2 separate regions of the Homo sapiens genome follow, and region 2 is linked to region 1. The links are chromatin loops, found by intact Hi-C in ENCODE. Cell type or tissue: Caco-2. All regions are shown on one strand. Links, peaks and the distances in the headings refer to the core of each region. The heading gives the core; the rest is flanking DNA. Region 1 holds the start of LOC124906350 (small nucleolar RNA U13). Region 2 overlaps GPR149 (G protein-coupled receptor 149).

Region 1 (10,541 bases), core at 2,542-10,541:
ATATTGTGTGTTAGAGGTGGAATTAGAAGTATCTTTAACTCAAACATTATTGGAAAAAAGTTGTAATTGTGTAATTGTATACTTTATCCTAAAATTGTTTTTTTTTTTAACTTGAGTGGAAATTGGGAGAAAATACTGGCAGATTCAGTTATGAGAGGTACATCCAAACATGGTAGGCTTCTGGATACAGCAGAGCAAAATCCTCTAAGTCTAAAACAAAAGTATCTGTTTTTAAAGCTGAGGATTGGGCAACCTTTCTTAGTCATTCTTGAAATAGAAAAGTTTACTTCAAATATTATATCAAGTTTAGCTGCTTTTTTGTTTCTTCTCTAAAGACGTGTTGTCTCAAAGAAACAGTTGAACCTATTTTATTAAGTGATTGTAAGGTATACATTTCAAGATAATTCTAGAATGCATTACATTGCAAAAATGCAGGAATCACCTTGGCAGAATAATAGTAAGATGTATTTCAAAAATTATAAAGTGATTTTCCTTCAAATTGCTTTATTCTAACCTTCCTGTAAACATATATGAAATGTATTACCTAAAAGTTTATTTTCCAAAGTTACTGAGTTGACACTTTACATAGTCTTAGACTTTGTGCCCCTCACATCACTCACATACTTTATTTATTTATTTACAGATTGAATGAATTGTGTTTTAGAATGATTTATTTTGGTTTCTGTTTTATTAGGTTGAATTAGAATTCAAAATTACTTGACATCGGCTTTCAGAATGTTTCATCTTTTGTTGCCACAAGCATGAGTCATTTTCAAAATAATTATCTCAATGGACTTTCTCAATCTTTAACTTCTCAATATCTAGTTATCTAAATTTGGGAAACATATGTATTACCACTAATAATGTTTGTAAAGCAAGCCTCAAATAATGTGTAACATATAAATTCAAAGTCAAATGTATTCTCGTTACAAATATATTTTATTTTAAAAGACTGTATCACCAATATTAACAGCTATTTTAACACAGTGACAAATGGACAGATAAATCAGATATTATAAATCAGTAGCATTAAATGTCTTTATAAAAGAAAAATTGAATTGAATATTCTCATAATGCTTTGTAGAAGATAGGCTTTGATATCTTAAACTTAGATGTATAATTTTCTGAAAGAGAAAGGTGATATTGCTGCTTTAAAATGCAATTTCAGGCAAAAAGGAAATTAGACACAGGATCATAATAAAGCTGAAGAAAATAGCAAAGATTTGAAGGCAAACAAATTCTTTATAACTGCACAGCAATTTGAATGGGATGGAGATTATAACAGAAATCAAGGTTTAAAGAGCATTAAGAAATAGATAGAAGACAATAATACCCATTTTCCGTCTCATTTTATTTTAACTGGACAAGGGCTTAAACTGGGGGAATTGGAAAAATAATTAGGATATTCCCATTTAATTGCCCTTGGTTGTTGAATTAACTGTATAATGGATGCACATAAAAATTCTGCTGCATTGAAACAACACCAGTATTATTTAGCCCAAAGTCTTAGTTTGAAAGGCTAATCAGCACCATATTACTAACCTGTAACACTTCAAACTCCAAGCCAACAATAGCTGAATATACAAGAAAAATCTACTAGAGCTGTGCCTAAGCATGAATGACGCTCCAAATCCTTGTTAAGGGAGGAGAAGGTTAAACTACATAAGTTTACTTAAGTCTGCTTACTCTTTAGAGTGATTGATTATAAAAGTGTGTTTCTAGTAGAGGAAATACCTTTCTAGATATCTTGTGATATAGCCAAATACCTTACCCTTGTATAGTTATATTGTTCTTCTTATTAATAAATACTATATTTTGTATAGTTTTCTCTTTTCTCTATAAATTGATGTATCTGAAGGCAAAAACTTATTACCTAATAAAAATATCACCATCTGGTGGTGACTCCTATAAACTGCAAACACGTAATCCCCGAGACTCCCAAATAGTATAAACACCTAATATATAATCCCTAAGACTTCTGAGAGTTGTGACTGACAGAGGCAACTCTTTGAAGATAGCAAATGGCACAATATTACTTAAAAATATAATAAAAGAGTCTTAGTTATGCATTTTTTGGAAGCTTTTCTTGATGTGGTTCTATAATATTGGATTTTACAAATCGATTTTCTCTTAATTTCTTATACTTTTCAGCTACCTTCATTCATTTCTTCATTCTAATATTTAATAAATGACTACTACATACTAAAAATTGTTCTAGATACTTGGTTTTATAACTTTTGAACAAAACTCAAACAAAACAAATATATGTTTTTACATTTACTGTGAGTTTGAGACAACCACAAAGTCAGAGAACACAGTCCACAAAAGATTGCTCTCACTCCTGACACAAATCGCAAATTCAAGGAATTCCCAAAACCACTGCTAGTTTCAATAATTCACTAGAAGGACTCACAGAATTCATAGAAAACTGTGTACTCATGGTTATGGTTTATTACAGCAAAAGGATACAGAATAAAATCAGCCTAGAGAAGAGGTCATAGAGCCAAGTCCAGGAAAAGTTGTAAATGTGGAACTTCTATGGTACTCTCCCCATGGAGTCATGGACGGCATTACTTTCTTTGGCGACGATGTGTGACACCTTGCACAGACTACTGCCAAGCAGAAAATCTCAACTGAACCTTGGTGTCCAGAGTCCTTCCTGGGGCTGCATCATGGTAGGAGCAAGGGTAAGCATGGTTGACTACTCACATGACTGATATCTCTTTCTGGCTCTCCAGGAGGCCAAGTTGATACAGAATGCCCAAAACTCCCCTCTCAAAAACACATTGTTACTATCTGCTGGTCCAAGGCCCCCAGACAAACAAAGATACTATTTTCGGCTATGACATTCCAAGGGCTTAGAAATTACCTCCCCCAAAGCCAAGGACAAAGGCCAAACCTCTCTTTGGATAGGTTAAGTTCTTTACTATATATTTACATATATACATATGGTAGTGATAAGTGTGTGGTACATATATATGTATGCTGGTATTAAGTGTGTTGACAGAAAATAGGGACCAGAGGTAACAATGGCCAAAGAATAAAATTAGAATAAAGGGACAAAGATGGGAAGAGTGCTTTTTTCAATAATTTAGTCAGAAAAGCCTTCACTGATAAAGTAACATTTCATCAGAGTCTCAAATAAAGTGAGGAAACATGCTATGTGATTATCTAGGGAAATCATAGTCCCAGCAAAGGGAACAGCAAGTATCCAGAGGTAGGAGTGTGCCTTTTGTAATCTGTGAAACCATTAAGGAGGTCAATGTGAATGCAGCTGAGTGAGAGAGGTAGAGAGTGGTTGGAGATAAAGGCAAACAGATAATGGCAGGAGGAAACTGGCGTTGCAGACCAGGTATGAACATCTAGTCTTGTTCTAAATGAAGTGAAAAACCATTGGAGGGTTCTAAGCAAAAAAGTGACATGATCTCATTTCAAAAATGATTGTCTATTGCAAGGGTCAAAGACTGTACAGACACAAAGACCACCACAGAAAGAACAGTTAGGCTATTTTAATAGTCCAGGCTAGAGATGATGTTGGTTAAGTTTAGGGTGGTAGTAGTCGGGATGGCGTCATAATTGTATTCTGATTCAATAAGTGGAGAGGATTTCCTTGGTAACATGAAATAAATTACACATTTTTTAAAAGCCTATCTATGAAGTCTGTAGCTCAAGGGAAAAACAATTATCTCATTTATTTTCTGTCAATACTCTGCAATATCTCAATGTTTCTCAACTCCTTTATGTATCACAGAGGCTAGAAGACAGAAAACTTTATTTCCAAGACCCTCTTTTCAGCAAAGTTCAGGTTTCGCATCTAAAAATGAGAGGCATTTGTACAAGATTTGGAAGGCAGAGAGCAGCAGCAGTTAAATGAATGTTCCTTATCAGTAGGGCCTTTCTTCTTTAAGATATGGTTAAGGGGCCTAGGTTCATGTAGTTTTACATTTTTAATGTACGGTTCTTATGATCATTATGCTCATCTGCATCAGCTGACAGATGGGAAAAGGACATGAAGGATTCTGCACTGGAGTGCTTAGTGTGACTGGCTTGGAAGAACTGCACCTCAGTCATTGCAGCTTCTGCTATTGGATAGAACTCAATACAGAACCACAGCTGGTTCCAGAGAAGACTAGGAAATATATCTAGCTGTGTACAGGAAGAAGAACCCAAAATATGGTGAAGAGCTAGCTAGCCTGTCTCTGTTACATGCCCTGTAATCAACTAGACAAGCACATACTATACCATAACAGAATGTAAATAGCGCTCCCTGCCCATTTTTATAAGCTGCAGAGGCAGAGGCACTGCACACGGTAATTGAACAATGATACATTTTCCCAACTTTGAATTGTATGGTCTTAACCCTGAATCTGTGACGTCAACACTCTAGTTCAGACTATACTGCTCCAAATGTATGTTAGTTTATACAATCTCTTTCATAGTTTAATATACAAAGAAGATCATATCTACTAGTCTTTCCTACAGTCTTGAAGTCTTAATTTCAAATACATAGAGAATACACATACACAAACATTCATACACACGCATAGAAACATACATTCCTCTCAAGAATACACAGTCACTTTCCGGAATTGAGCAGTCAAAGATCCAAATACAAAAAAACTTTGAACACAATCTTTTGCAATGTCATATAGAGCAGTTTAGATATCCGGAGGCATGTCGTTTTTGCAACACTTTGTTACAGAGGAGGATCTTTGCTCTACCTTCACATATGCATAGTCTCACTGGGTAATTTTTCAAGAATAAGGGAAAAAACATGCCTCAGAGGTAAATTGTATTCTCTACCATTTAGTAGAAATACAACTTCCAAAAACTTTCTTTTTTCTTTTTTTCTTTTTTTTCTTTTTTTTCTTGAGACAGAGTCTCCTTCTGTCGCTCTGGCTAGAGTGCAGGGGTGCGATCTCGGCTCACTGCAGCCTCTGCCTCCCAGGTTCAAGCAATTCTCCTGCCTCAGCCTCCTGAGTAGCTGGGATTACAGGCACCTGCTACCACACCCAGCTAATTTTTGGTAGAGACGGGGTTTTACTACGTTGTCCAGGCTGATCTTGAACTCCTTACCTCAAGTGATCCACCTGCCTCGGCCTCCCAAAGTGCTGGTATTACAGGCATGAGCCACCGTGCCCAGCCCCAGAAACTTTCTAATGTCAGGGTCAAAAAATATTAGAGTTTAGACAAAGCCATGGTTGCCTAGTTAGAGTGGCAAAGTTACATTATCTACTTGCTAACTGAAAACTTTAGGCCTTACATTTTCATTATCGTTTTTAAATTTAAAAAGTTCTGTTCATTAAATAAAATTTCTTAGCACTCTTTCACAATATTTTTTCCTAAGATCTAAGATTGCATGCTTAAATTGGGTGAGGAAAATCCACCAATTTAATGAGATTCTGTAGTTTTAAAAGGAAAATGTTATGAAAATCTCTCAAGAGGGTCTTTAATGTGGATCTTGAAATCCTATGACCTCACGAAGTCACAATTTTTGTTTTCCTTTTTGTGGGAAACAGATGGAATTAGTAGGCAGACATGGCATTTGTTCAAACAAATATCTGATTCACCTAGGATAGTGCTATTTTAGAATTGTTTTCCTTCCATCCCACATGCTCTTCCTCTTCTTCCTTTTTTTTTTTTTTTTTCTGAGACAAGAGTCCTGCTCTGTTCTCCAGGCTGGAGTGCAGTGGCATGAATGCACTCACTGCAGCCTCGATCTCCTGGGCTCGAGCTATTCTCCCACCTCAGCCTCCCAAGTAGCTGGGACCACAAGCTTTCCACCACGATGCCTGGCTAATTTTTGATTTTTTGTAGAGCAGGGTCTCCCTATGTTGCCCAGGCTGGTCTCTAATTCCTGCATCCTGCTCTTCTAATGTGACTTTGGCTCTACTCCCACGGTGTGCTAAGGCCCTAGCCACCCTTAAACCTAAGTGGACATCTGTAACTGCCTCAACTAGTAAAACACAGTGGAAGTTATGCTATGTGACATTGGAGACTAGTTCATAAAGATGTCAAATGTCATGTACTTCCAACTTGCTTGGTGACATTTGCTCTTGAATCCAGCTGCGATGCTGTGAGGAGGCTCAAACTAGGCCACACAGAGAAACCAAATGGAGAGGCTATGTGTAGGCGTTCCAGCCCATAGCCAGACTTTATATTCTATAGAAGGGTAGGGTCACTTTTATCTTCATGTCCCTATCCCCACCTCCAAGTGAAAGTAGAAGTTAAAGATTTCATTTTCCAAGAACACTGAAGAAAATCTCCTTCACCCCCATGCCTTTGTGAATATTACACCTATGAATAAGTTATATAAGAGTTGTTTCCCAGGGTACAGATAAAAAAAAAAGATGAAGAAGAAAAGATTCCCTGAAACTGAGAAAATTGTGACAGTTTCCAGTGGTGGTGTGGCTCTGTGTGGCTCACCTTTGCTGCATTCCAGATGCAATGGCAGGTGTGATAGGGAGAACAGAAGCTGGACACCAAATGCTGTGGGTTTGAAAGCAGTGGCTATGCATTCTGTGGCCCAGGCCACCATTAATGAAGAGGACATTTGAGAGAGACATCTTTGTTGCCTGCCCAAAGAACAGCACACAACAGAGGACCAGTAAGAGAAACAATGGCAATTATAATGAACCATTCTGTTTGTTTTCTGGCATTAGGTAATGTAAAAATTTTCGCAGTTCTGATCAAGGCAGGGAAAAAAGAAAAAGCAGGTAACAACTGACATTTTCCTTCCCATCAATATCTTTCAGGTCTTTCGTTGAAAATCTTCCTTTTGTGCAGATTTTTACTACAGTGACATTTGTACTAAAGTGTTTGCCTAAAGGAATAGGCTCAAGCAATACCTTAAATACTTCATGCTGAAGAAGTATGGAAAACATAGTAATTTTACATTTATAACTAAGAATCTACTTAGGATCAGCAAACATGAGGCGAAGGGCAGTAAAACAATTTATCAGAAAATAGAGATAACACTAACTTTCTCTGGGGCTGTCATGAGGATTGTGTGAAATGAGATAAGGAATTGTATTACTTTTCTAGTGTAGCCATAAGAAATTACTACAGTCTTAACTAACACAAATTTACTATCTTACAGTTCTGTAGCATAATGTTTTGACAAGAGTCTTCACTGGGCTAAAATCAAGGGGTCAATATGGTTGTATTTCTTTTTATTTATTTATTTTTCTTCCTGTTAGATGAGCAATGTGCCGATGTCATAACAAGGTTCGAGGGTGGCACATCTCACACATGTGCACGAATACCCAATCATCATGCTCATGAACTGCAAAAGGATCAGTATGGTTGTATTTCTTTCTGGAAGCCCTGGGGGAGAATCTATTTTCTTTCCAGTTTCTAGAGGCTGCCTGAATTCTTTTGCTTGTGACCCCTTCCTCCATCTTCAAGGCCAGCAACAGCTAGTCAAATCCTTATGTCACATCACTATGACCTTCTGTTCTACCACCCTCTTTCACTTTTAAGGACCCTTATGATTACATAGGGCTCACCCAGATAATTCAGGATATCTTCCTGTTTTAAAGTCAGCTGCATTCATCAGGTTTCCCAGAGAAACAAAACTAATAGGACAGATATAGATACACAGAAACTGAGCTATATCATGAGAGATTGGATCACATGATTATGGAGACTGAGAAGTCCCACAATATACTTTCTATAAGCTGGAGACCTAGGAAAGCTGGTGGTGTAGTTCTAATCCAAGCCTAAAGGCTTGAGAACCAACAGTGCTGATGTCCAAGAACAGGAGATGGATGTCATAGCTCAAGAGGAGAGAGTAAATTAGCCTTCCACCTTTTCATTCTACTTGGGCCCTTAATGGATTGGATGAAGCACACTTACATTGATGAAGACGATCTTCTTTAGTCAGTCTATGAATTCAAATGCTAATCCCTTCCAGAAACACCCTCACAGACCTACCTAGAAATAATGTTTTACTGGCTCTCTGAGCATCCCTTAGCCTAATTAAGTTGACATATAAAATTAATTATCACATCGGCTGATTAGCAACCTTACTTTGCCCTGGCCATGTAATATATTCACAGTTTCCAGGGAGTTTCCATGAACATCTCAGCCAGGCACAGTTGCTCACACCTGTAATCTCAGCACTTTGGGAGGTTGAGGTGGGAGGATCACTTGATCCCAGAAGTTCAAGACCAGCCTGGGCAACATAGCAATACCTCATCTCTACAGATAATAATAATAAAAAAAATAGCCAGGCATGGTGGTGTACACCTGCAGTCCTAGCTACTTGGAAAGCTGAGGTGAGAGGATTGCTTGAGTCTGGGAGGTCGAGGCTGTAATGAGCCATGGTCATGCAACTGCACTCCATCCTGTGCAACAGAGTGAGAGCCCACCTCAAAAAAAAAAAAAAAAAAAAAAGACAAGGACATCTTTGGGGCCATTATTCTGCCACAAATGCCTGCCACTTAGTCTAATACCTAGCAAATGCTAAGTGACAAATAAACACTAATTCTCTTCCCCTCTGACTCTCCATATTAGTCTGTTTGTGTTGTCATAACAAAACGCCACAGCCTGGGCAGCTAAAACAACAGAAATGTGTTTCTTAAAGTCTGGAAACTAGGAAGTCCAAGATCAAGGTGCCAGCTAATCCAGTTCCTAATGAGAGCTGTCAGCGAAGAGTCAAACTCTAAAACATTTGAAGAGATTTATTCTGTGCCAGATGCTAATGTCCATGGCCCATGACACAGTCCCAGGAGATACTGAGAACATGTATCCAAGGTGGTCAGGGTACAGCTTTGTTCTATATATTTTAGGGAGACATAAAACATCAATCAATACATGTAAGATGCACATTGATTCCATCTGGAAAGGTGGGACAACTCAAAGGAGGAGGGAGTTTTCCAGGTCACAGGTGAATTCAAAGATTTCCTGATTGATTGAAAGAGTTTATCTAAACACCTGGAAACAACAGAAGGGACTGTCTGGGTTAAGATAAGGAGTTGTGAAGACCAAGGTTCTTATTATGCTGATAAGACCTCCAAGGTTGCAGGCTTCAGAAAGAATAGATTGTAAATATTTCTTATTCAACTTAAAAAGGTTCCAGACTCTTAGTTAATCCTCTTCTGGATCATGGAGAAGAAATGGAAAGGGGGAAGGAGGTTCTCTACAGAATGTAGATTTTCCCCATGAGAGACAGCTTTGAAGGGCCATTTCAAAATATGTCAAATAAATATATTTTGGGGTAAAATGCTTTCTTTCAGGGCCTACTACTATGTTGACATCATATTGCTACAAAGAGTCTGTTCTGTCAGTCTTAAGGTCTCTGCTTCAATGTTAATACTGGTCAGCTGTACCTGATTCCAAAGGAAGGAAGGTATAATGAGGCATGTCCAACCTCCCATTCCCATCATGGCCTGACCAAGTCAGGTTTACTTTAGGATGCTTTTGGCTTAGAGGACGGGTCCATTCAGTTGGTTGGGAGGGCTTCCAATTTTATTTTGGGGCAATGTGCGGTGGCTCACACATGTAATCCCAGCACTTTGGGAGGCCGAGGCAGGAGGATTGCTTACACCCAGGAGTTCAAGGCCAGACCAGCCAAAATAGGAAGACCCCATCTCTACCAATCTTTTTTTTTAATTAGCTGGGTGCGGCAGTACGCGTCTATGGTCCCAGCTACTTTAGGGGGCTAAGGTGGGAGGATCACTTGAACCAGGGATGTTGGGGCTGCAGTGAGCCATGACTGTGCCACTGCACTCCATCCTGGGTAACAGAGTGAGACTCCATCTCAAAAAAAAAAAATGTATTTTTGGTTTACAGAGCTATTCCTGGAGCATGGATGGCTGCTGTTTTGTCCTCACATGGCCTTTCGTCTGAGAGGGAGGAACAAGCTCTCTGATGTCTCTTTTTAAAGGGCACTAAACCTATTATCAGGATCTCACCTTTATGACCTCATTTTGCTTTAATTACATTTTTTAGAGGCCTCTTCTACAGCCATATTGGGAGTTAGGGCTTCATCATGAATTTTGCATGAACACAAAGATTTAGCCCATAACACTCTCACCATTTTCTTCCCACTTTGCCCCTATCATCTTCAGTATGCCTACTCAATCTCATCTCTTAGACAGTTGACATATTTTTCACATCAGGAGTGCCCAATTGGGATGCTTTTATAGAAACTATTCATTCCTACGGCCTTAATCACATGTGCCAAGGACTCCCAAAACATATAATTTCAGTCTACTCTCTTTGTACTTTTAACGTTTCAACTTTTCTTTTTTCTTTTTTTTTTTTGATGGAGTCTAGCTCTGTTGCCCAGGCTGGAGTGCAATGGGACAATCTTGGCTCACTGCAACCTCCATCTCCTGGGTTCAAGTGATTCTCCTGCCTCAGCCTCCTGAGTAGCTGGGATTACAGGCATGCACCACCATGCACAGCTAATTTTTGTATTTTTAGTAGAGACGGTTTCACCATGTTGGCCAGGCTGGTCTCAAACTCCTGGCCTCAAGTTATCTGCCCACCTTGGCCTCCCAAAGTACTGGGATCACAGGTGTGAGCCACCACAC
Region 2 (8,000 bases), core at 1-8,000, 59 kb before region 1:
CAAATAGCTCATTGTTAGTATATAGAAACACAGCTAATTTTTGTATGTTGATTTTGTATCCTGCTGTATTACTGAGTCATTTATTAATTATAATAGTTCTTTGGTAGAGTCTTTAGGGTTTTCTATATATAAGATCATGCCATCTGCAAGCATGGATAACTTTAACTTTTTCTTTCTCACCTACATGCCTTTTTTTCCTGCCTAATTACTCAGGCCAGGATTTCTCTACTATGCTGAATAAAAGTAGCGAGAGTGGGCATCCTTGCCTTGTTCCTGGTCTTAAAGAAAACACTTTTAAAAGCTCTTCACTATTGAGTGTAATGTTAGCTATGATAATCTCATGTATGGCTTTTCATGTTAAGGTAATTTCCCTCTATTTCTAGTCTGTTGAGAGTTTTTAACATGAAAGGATGTTGAATTTTAACAAATGCTTTTTTGCATCTATTAAGATCATGTGGTTCTTATCTTTTATTCTGTCAGTGTGGTGTATTACCTTAATTGATTTTTATATGTTGAACCATACTTGCCTTCCAGGGATAAATTGCAGCTGGTCATGGGTGTCTGATCCTCTTAGTAAGTTGTTGAACTTGGTTTGTCAGTATTTTCTTGAGGATTTTTGCATCTATGGTCATCAAGGATATTGGCCTGTAGTTTTCTTTTCTTCTGATATTTTTGTCTGGCTTTGGTATCAGGCAACACTGGCCTCATAAAATCAGATTGAAAGTGTTCCATCTTCCTCAATTCTTTAGAGGAGATTGAGAAGAATTGGCATTAATTCGTTTTTGGATGTTTGTTCAAATTCACTATTGAAGCCATTTGGTTCTAGGCTTTTCTTTGGTAGGAAGTTTTTGATTACTATTTCAATCCCTCCACTGGGTATAGGTCTGTTCAGATTTTCTGTTTCTTCATGACTCAACCTTGGTAGGTTGTATGTTTCTGAGAATTTATCTATCTCTTCCAGGTAATCCAATTTATTGGTGTATAGTTGCTCATAGTAGTTTTTTACAATCTTTTTATTAATAGTTTGGTTCCATCAGTTGTAATGTCTCCTGTTTTATTTCTAATTTTATTTATTTGGGCCTTCCCTCTTTTTTTTTAATCTACTAGTGGTTTGTCTATTTTGTTTATACTTTCAAAAAATAAACTCTTACTTTTGTCCATTTTTGTCACATTTTTATTCTATTTCATTTAGTTTTGTTCTAATCTTTATTATTTCCTTCTTTCTGCTAACTTTGGCCTTAGTTTGTTCTTCTTTTTCAGCTTCTTGAGACGTAAAGTTAGGTTGATTATTTGAGAGTTTCCTGCTTTTTAAATATAGGCATTGACTGCTATAAACTTCTCTCTTAGTACCTCTTTTGCTGCATCCCCTAAGTTCAGGTATGTTGGGGTTTTTTTGTTTGGGTTTTTTTGTTTGTTTGTTTGTTTTCATTTGTCTTAAGAGACTTTCTAATTTTCCTTTTGATTTCTTCCTTGACCCATTAGTTGTTCAAGGTGTGTTTAGTTGTCACATTTTGCAAATTTTCCAGTTTTTCTTCAGCTACTGATTTCTAGTTTTATTCTATTGTGATTGGAAAAGAGGAGAAGGTATATTCTGCTGCTCTTTGGTGAAATGTTTTGTATAGATCTGTTAGATTAATTTGTTCTATACTGTTGTTCAGATCCTGTTTCCTTATTGATTTTTTTCAAATGTTATATTATTAAAAGTGAGATATTGAAGTCTCTCACAATTATCATATTATTTATTTCTTTTATCAGTTATGTTACATTTTGCATTGTATATTTAAGTGCTCTGATGTTGGATGTGTATACATTCATAGTTGTTATATCTTTTTGGTGAGTTGATCATTTTATCTTTGTATAATATCCTTCTTTGTCTCATGACAGTTTTTGACTTAAAGTCTATTTTGTCCAATATAAGTATAGCCAGTCTTTCTTTTGGTTAAAATTTGCAGCATGATTTTTTCCATCCCTACACTTTTGGCCTATATGTGTCCTTAAATCTAAACTTAATAAGTTTATTAAGTTTATTAATAATAATAAGTTATGTAAACTTAATAAGTTGTCAAACTTAAGAAGTTTACATAAATTGATCCAATATAAGTTGGATCTTGTTTTTTTTCATCCATTCAGCTACATTATGTCTTTTGATTGAGGAGTTTAATCCCTTTATATTTAGAGTAATTAATGTACTTCCTTTTGATGGGCGAGTACTTACTATAGCCATGTTTTTTTACTACCTTGTAGTTGTTTTGTTCATCTTTTTTTCCTTGCTGTATTCTTCTGTATTTTGTTTTGTATTTATTGCTATACTTTGATTTCCTTCTCTTTTTTTATGGCTCTTCTGTATGTACTTTCTTTGTGGTTACCAAGAAGCTTGTATAAAACAACTCATAGTCATAACAGTTTATTCTAAGCTTTAAACAACTTAACTTCAGTTGCATACAAAAGCTACACTTTTACTTCTCCCCCCACAAACCCCCCACACACGTTATGTTCTTGATGTCATGATTTATATCTTTTTATATTGTGTATCAATTAACACATTTTATGGTTATAATTATTTCAGTACTTTTGACTTTTTTATATTATGATTAAAAGTTTACCCACTACCATTACAGTATTATAGTATTTGTCTTTATATTTACCCTTACCAGCAAGTTTTATACTTTCATATATTTTATTATTGCTGTTTAGCTTCCTTTTGTTTCAACTTGAAGAACTTCCTTTAGCATTTCTTGTTAGGCAGGTCTGGTAATGATGAACTCCCTCAGATTTTATTTGTGAAGGAAAGTCTTTATCTCTCCTTTATTTTTGAGATCATTTTTATCAGGTATAGTATTCTTAGCAGGGGTCTTTTCTTTCAGCACTTTGAATTTATTCTCATCTACCTTCTCTGGCATGCAATGTTTCTGCTGATAAATCTGTTGATAACCCCACGGAGATTTCCTTGTATGGAATGAGTCACTTTTCTCTTGCTGCTTTCAAATTCTCTCTTTGTCTTCAAATTTTGTCAGTTCAATTATGTGTCTCACTGTGAATTTCTTTGGGTTTACTCTATTTGAATTTGTGGAACATCCTTGATCTGGGTGTTCATTTCCTTCCCTAGATTTGGGAAGTTTTCATTCATTATTTCTTTGAATAAGCTTTCTGTCTCTTTATCTCTATTTCTCCTTCTTCTTACACTCCCATAATGTGTATATTAGTCCACTCAATGGCATCCTATAAGTCCCTTAAGCTTTCTTCATTCTTTTTTCTCTTTGCTTTTCTAACTAGATAATTTCCAGTGACCTGTCTTGAATTTCACTAATCCTGTCTTCTGTTTGATCTAGTCTGCTGTTGAACTTCTCTAGTTAATTTTTCATTTCAGTTATTTACTCTTCATCTCTATGATCTGTTTCACATTTTCTTATATTTTCTATCTCTTTGTTGAAATTCTCCTTTTGTTTATATGCTTTGTTCTCCTGAACTCACTGAGCACCTTTACAAGCATCTATTTGAATTTTCTATCAGGTAAATCATATCTCTGTTTCATTAGGGTTGGTTTCTGGAAGATTATCGTGTTGCTTTGTTTGGAACATATTTTCCTGTTTCTTTATTCTCGACTCTTTGTGTTTATGTCCGCACTCCCAGTCTTCATGGATTGACCTTGTACAGGAGAGGATCCTCACCAGTCAGACCAGCCAGAGATTCCAGGGGCCCCTCAAATCCTCATGCTAGATAAAACTGTGACCTTTGTTCTCACTGATCATCAGGCATCTAGAACATGCTAGGTCTTATCAGAGTTCTGAGACAGATAAGACAGATGTCAATGCCTCTGGCAGCCCTCAGCACAATCAGAGTTTTGGAAGTATGGTCCAATTCTTTTCTTCCCTCACAAGAGAAAATCTGGAGCTAAGGATTTTTCCTACCCAAACACTTTGCATTGAGCAAGGGAGTGGGGCTGTGGCATGTGTTAACTTACTATTTCAAACCACAGTTTCTGGTCTCATTAGCTCCCAGGTAGCTATAATATGCCAGATTTCATTAATCCTCTAAGGCAGGCAAGACAGGATTCAGTGCTTTGGGAACCCTCCAAAAATATTAGAGCATTGGATTCATTGTCCTATTCTTTCTTACCCTTCCCATAGAGACACTGGGAGCTCTTTTGTTTGTTTCTGCTTGTTTCCCTTGTGCTGAGCTGGGCTGCTTCATGTGTTAGCTTGCCATTTCAAACCACAGTCATTATTCTCAGTAGCCCCAGGTGGCTGTAGTGTTCCTGGTTCCATCAGCTCTCCAAGGCAAGTGAGACAGAAGCCAGTATCTCAGGTGGCCTCCAAAAAAAATTCAAATGCTGAATGTATGGTCTTGTCCTTTCTTCCCTCCTCAGAGAAAAGCTGGGAGCTAGGATCTCCCCCAGTTGTATGGCACCATGACCATGCCAGGGGTAGGGCCCTTGGCAAGAGGGTGTCCTTGTCTCTCTTGCTGGTTTTCATGTAGTTGGTTTTACACTTGCTCCAGGATGCAGGAGACTTGTAACTAGTTTCTGGATTTCTCACAAAGTAAATTAGTTTGTATTTTATTATAGAATCATTGTTTCCATTGAGGAAAGATGGATCCAGGGCTTCTATTCTACCATCTTGCTGACATTACTGATTGAATTTTCAAATCTTTATATCTCCAAGAGCCTAGTATAGTGCCTAGTGTGAAATTAATACTCCATAAGAATGAACGAATGAATGAATGGATGAATGCCCTGGGGTTCAACCACTTTCTCCCATATTTTCCTACAAGTGATTTACCTTTTTATGGAGCTTTGAGGAAATCCATTTGCTCTTCCTCCTCACCTGGATTAACTCCCACTCCCATTCCTGAGGAAGTGCTTTTATGCAAGATGAAGTGGTTCTTTGTGTGTGTGTGTGTGTGTGTGTGTGTGTGTGTTTTTCATATGTGTGAAATGTTACCATAACCCTGGTTCTTCTGACAGTAGTCAATTTATCAGAAAGAATTCTCCTTTCTAGTGTCTGTGGTATGAATGATAAAGTTCAGTGTTAGGATGGTCAACCTCCAGCACATACAGATAGACTGGGGTCAAGTTAAGGGCAATAGAGTCAGGTGGAATAGAGTTAGGGAACGCTGAGTAATGGATTATAGCCTGCCTGCCTCTGTTCCTGCCTGTCAGCTCCACAGGCATTGCTGGGAAGGAGGCAAGGACTATGCTTTCTGAATGCTGTTTCTAAGGTACCAGAAAATTACTCCTAAATTAGCCCTCAGGTAAAAGCACAATTGGAGGCTCAAGTATATAGAAACTAAGAAAAATACAGAAATAGTAGCTAAGAGAACAGTGGAAAGCTGGGGAGAAAGAGAGACAGAGACAGAGGAAAAAAGATGTAGAGAAATTGAATTCTCCTAACACACTTAGGAAAAGCAAAAGGAAAATTGGATTCCAAATTGGCACTTTTCCCACAAACTACAGTCCATAAGGGTGTGTGTGTGTGTGTATATATATGTGTATATATATATGAATACTGCTGTTTACTCATCAATTTACAGTGTATTTTTCACAACTAATTTATAGATGAAAAAACAGTAAATGTAAAAGCACTATAAATGTAAGGTAACATAGATCAGTGGATTTTTCTAAATAACTCATTAACTAAAGCATACTTTTCCAAAATAACCTGAAAAACAAGTGTTTTTAAAAGTATTTTATTAGAATCTATATAGTTCACATATCAATATGCTTTCCTGCAATTCAAAATAGGCAAAAATGATTATTTCTTTATTTTAAATATCTCTGCACATTGAGGCAAGTTATAAAAATCAATGTCCCCACACATTAAAAAAATAAGCTATGCTTAGACTTGTTTTTCTTGCTGTTTGTCTTATTATTTTTTCAGTTTTTTTAAGGTCATGCCATAGAGGTTCACAAGACGTGTATTGTTTAATAATAGAAACAGCATAGGTAGAGTAAAAATGTTTCCAGTTTTGATTTGTTTTGTTTTTCCTGAGGGTAGATTTTTTAGCACTCTGGAGAGTGCCCGGAGCTTGCTTGATATAATGATAATAATGTACTCTCTAATAAGAAACCCTGGTTCTTTAGATGTGATCTCATTTATTTTTCACCATTCCCATGAGATGGAAGAAGGCACAGATTTTTGAAGCTTAATTAAGACAACCAGAGATAGTAGATGATTGAACTGGGGAAATAATTTAGGCTCACTGACTCATACTCTACCAAAATTGAAGGAGACATGGGATCTGACCTATACTTGGCTCCAGACAGGTTTGAGCTTATGTCAGGCTCACTGCATTTCAACCTCAGACACCGTGAGAAGAATATGAGTATGCTTCTGACATGGCCTATATTATTCACTCAACAAACATTCATTGAGCCCAAGGCTGGGTCTGAAACATTCAGTGCCAAATAAGACCAAGCCCTTGTTCTCAAGTAACTCAGAGATCAGAAGGAACAGGAGGGCACAGATAATGACAGTACCTCAAGAAAATTGAGTTCTACAGTTTGTGCAAAAGTGTTACAGGCACGGGTAATTTTGCCAAAAAGAGAAGTGAAGTCATTACAGCTTTCACTGTGAGCCTTGAAAGGAATAATAGTTCACCCTGCAGAAAAGGTGGGAGGAAGAGAGTGTGCTCAACACCCATAAGCATAAAATGTCCAGGAACTTTTCGCATTTCTTTTCAGTATAAAATGTATATTCAAAAATTGTCATGATAGGTATTGTTTTATATATATTCAGTTAATGGTTTTAAATGTTAACATATGTTGTAGCATAATCCTGAGATTCTCTCGGCTATTTCCCTTAATAGGGAAAAAAAAAGGAGAAAAATATACTTTAGCTCCTTCTTCCAAAAAAGAAAAGCTGAATTTATCCCAGTTGAATAGGAGGGAAATACATACATTATTATAAAATTTTTAAAATATTGGCTCTTCTATTCAGATATATTTAACCTTATTATTGGGAATTGTTTTATAAGAAAAAATTATAACATTATTTTTTAGCTATCCAAATCTTAACATCAGCTATATGAGAATTCAATCGCAGTGGTTTTGCTTCCTTTTTTGTCCTTAATCTTTTGTTTTCTTCAGCATGTCTTTTACAGGAGTAGCTTGTCCATAGAACACAGTCTCCCTAAGGCAGGTTCTAGGTGAAATCAAAGAGTAGAAGGTGATATCTCCTGAGGGGATGACACATGTTGCTTGAAGGAATTGGTTTGCACTACAAAGGGCTTCCTGTGCAGTAAGGAGATGAATACAAGCTCAACCTTGAAACTCTGATCTTCTGTTTTTAAATGTCTGTACCAACAGCCTTTTCTTATGACAACAGAGTCACACTATGAGACAGTGCCACCCAGGTTTCTCAACAGAGTATGCCCTTGACATCAGGTATGAATCTCTGGTGGGAATTCGTCAGGCTGAGCCTGTACTGTTGCAAACAAAGGTAGACAGACATTCTTGCGTCTTTAGAAATGATGTGTAGCTCTTTGCAATTGTGTAAGTTATAATTGCAGGTCTTTGGAGTCAGAACCAGGTACTTCAAAACTGGTATTGTCTAGTCCTGATTCACAACTATTGTTAGACCTCTTTTTGACTCTCAATTCCCTTAACTAAAAAGGAGGATGAAAACACTCACTTCACCAGATATTAAGGTAAAACAAGATAAAAGTATGAAATATCCTTCAAATATTAGATATTTTTATTCATTAAATATGTATTTAATAATGTATTCATTCAACTAATATTTGTCACAAGCCATTAGTCATTCCCCTTACCTGTACCTGAAGAGTCAGAGAGTTATAGAAATTTGTGTCATGCCTGTAATCCCAGCACTTTGGGAGGCCAAGGCAGGCAGATCACGAGGTCAGAAGATCGAGACCATCCTGGCTAACAGGGTGAAACCCCCGTCTCTACTAAAAATACAAAAAATAGCTGGGCGTGGTGGCAGGCACCTGTAGTCCCAGCTACTAGGGAGGCTGAGGCAGGCGAATGGTGTGAACCCGGAAGG

The links. Peaks named below come from ENCODE experiments on the same cell type or tissue, not always from the same donor. Only the 100,000 strongest peaks of a DNase experiment are listed, where the experiment ranks them.
Region 2: a loop joins it to region 1, with 5 times the contacts of the local background. A loop is called at or near these places in 2 of 110 quality-filtered maps.

The regions. Positions count from the first base shown.
Region 1 is chr3:154,326,472-154,337,012 of GRCh38, reverse strand. It overlaps LOC124906350 (small nucleolar RNA U13), which reads right to left and starts at 7,297; the gene lies at 7,194-7,297. GPR149 (G protein-coupled receptor 149) reads left to right here. Exons shown (of 4, transcript NM_001038705.3): 4 at 1-2,070. In Caco-2, for the core only: no CTCF peak of the experiment used is centred there; no DNase peak of the experiment used is centred there.
Region 2 is chr3:154,385,789-154,393,788 of GRCh38, reverse strand. The region is part of intron 3 of GPR149 (G protein-coupled receptor 149); the gene reads left to right. Among named protein-coding and RNA genes, the nearest start is that of GPR149, 40 kb to the left of the region's middle. In Caco-2, for the core only: no CTCF peak of the experiment used is centred there; a DNase peak (open chromatin) is centred at 3,708.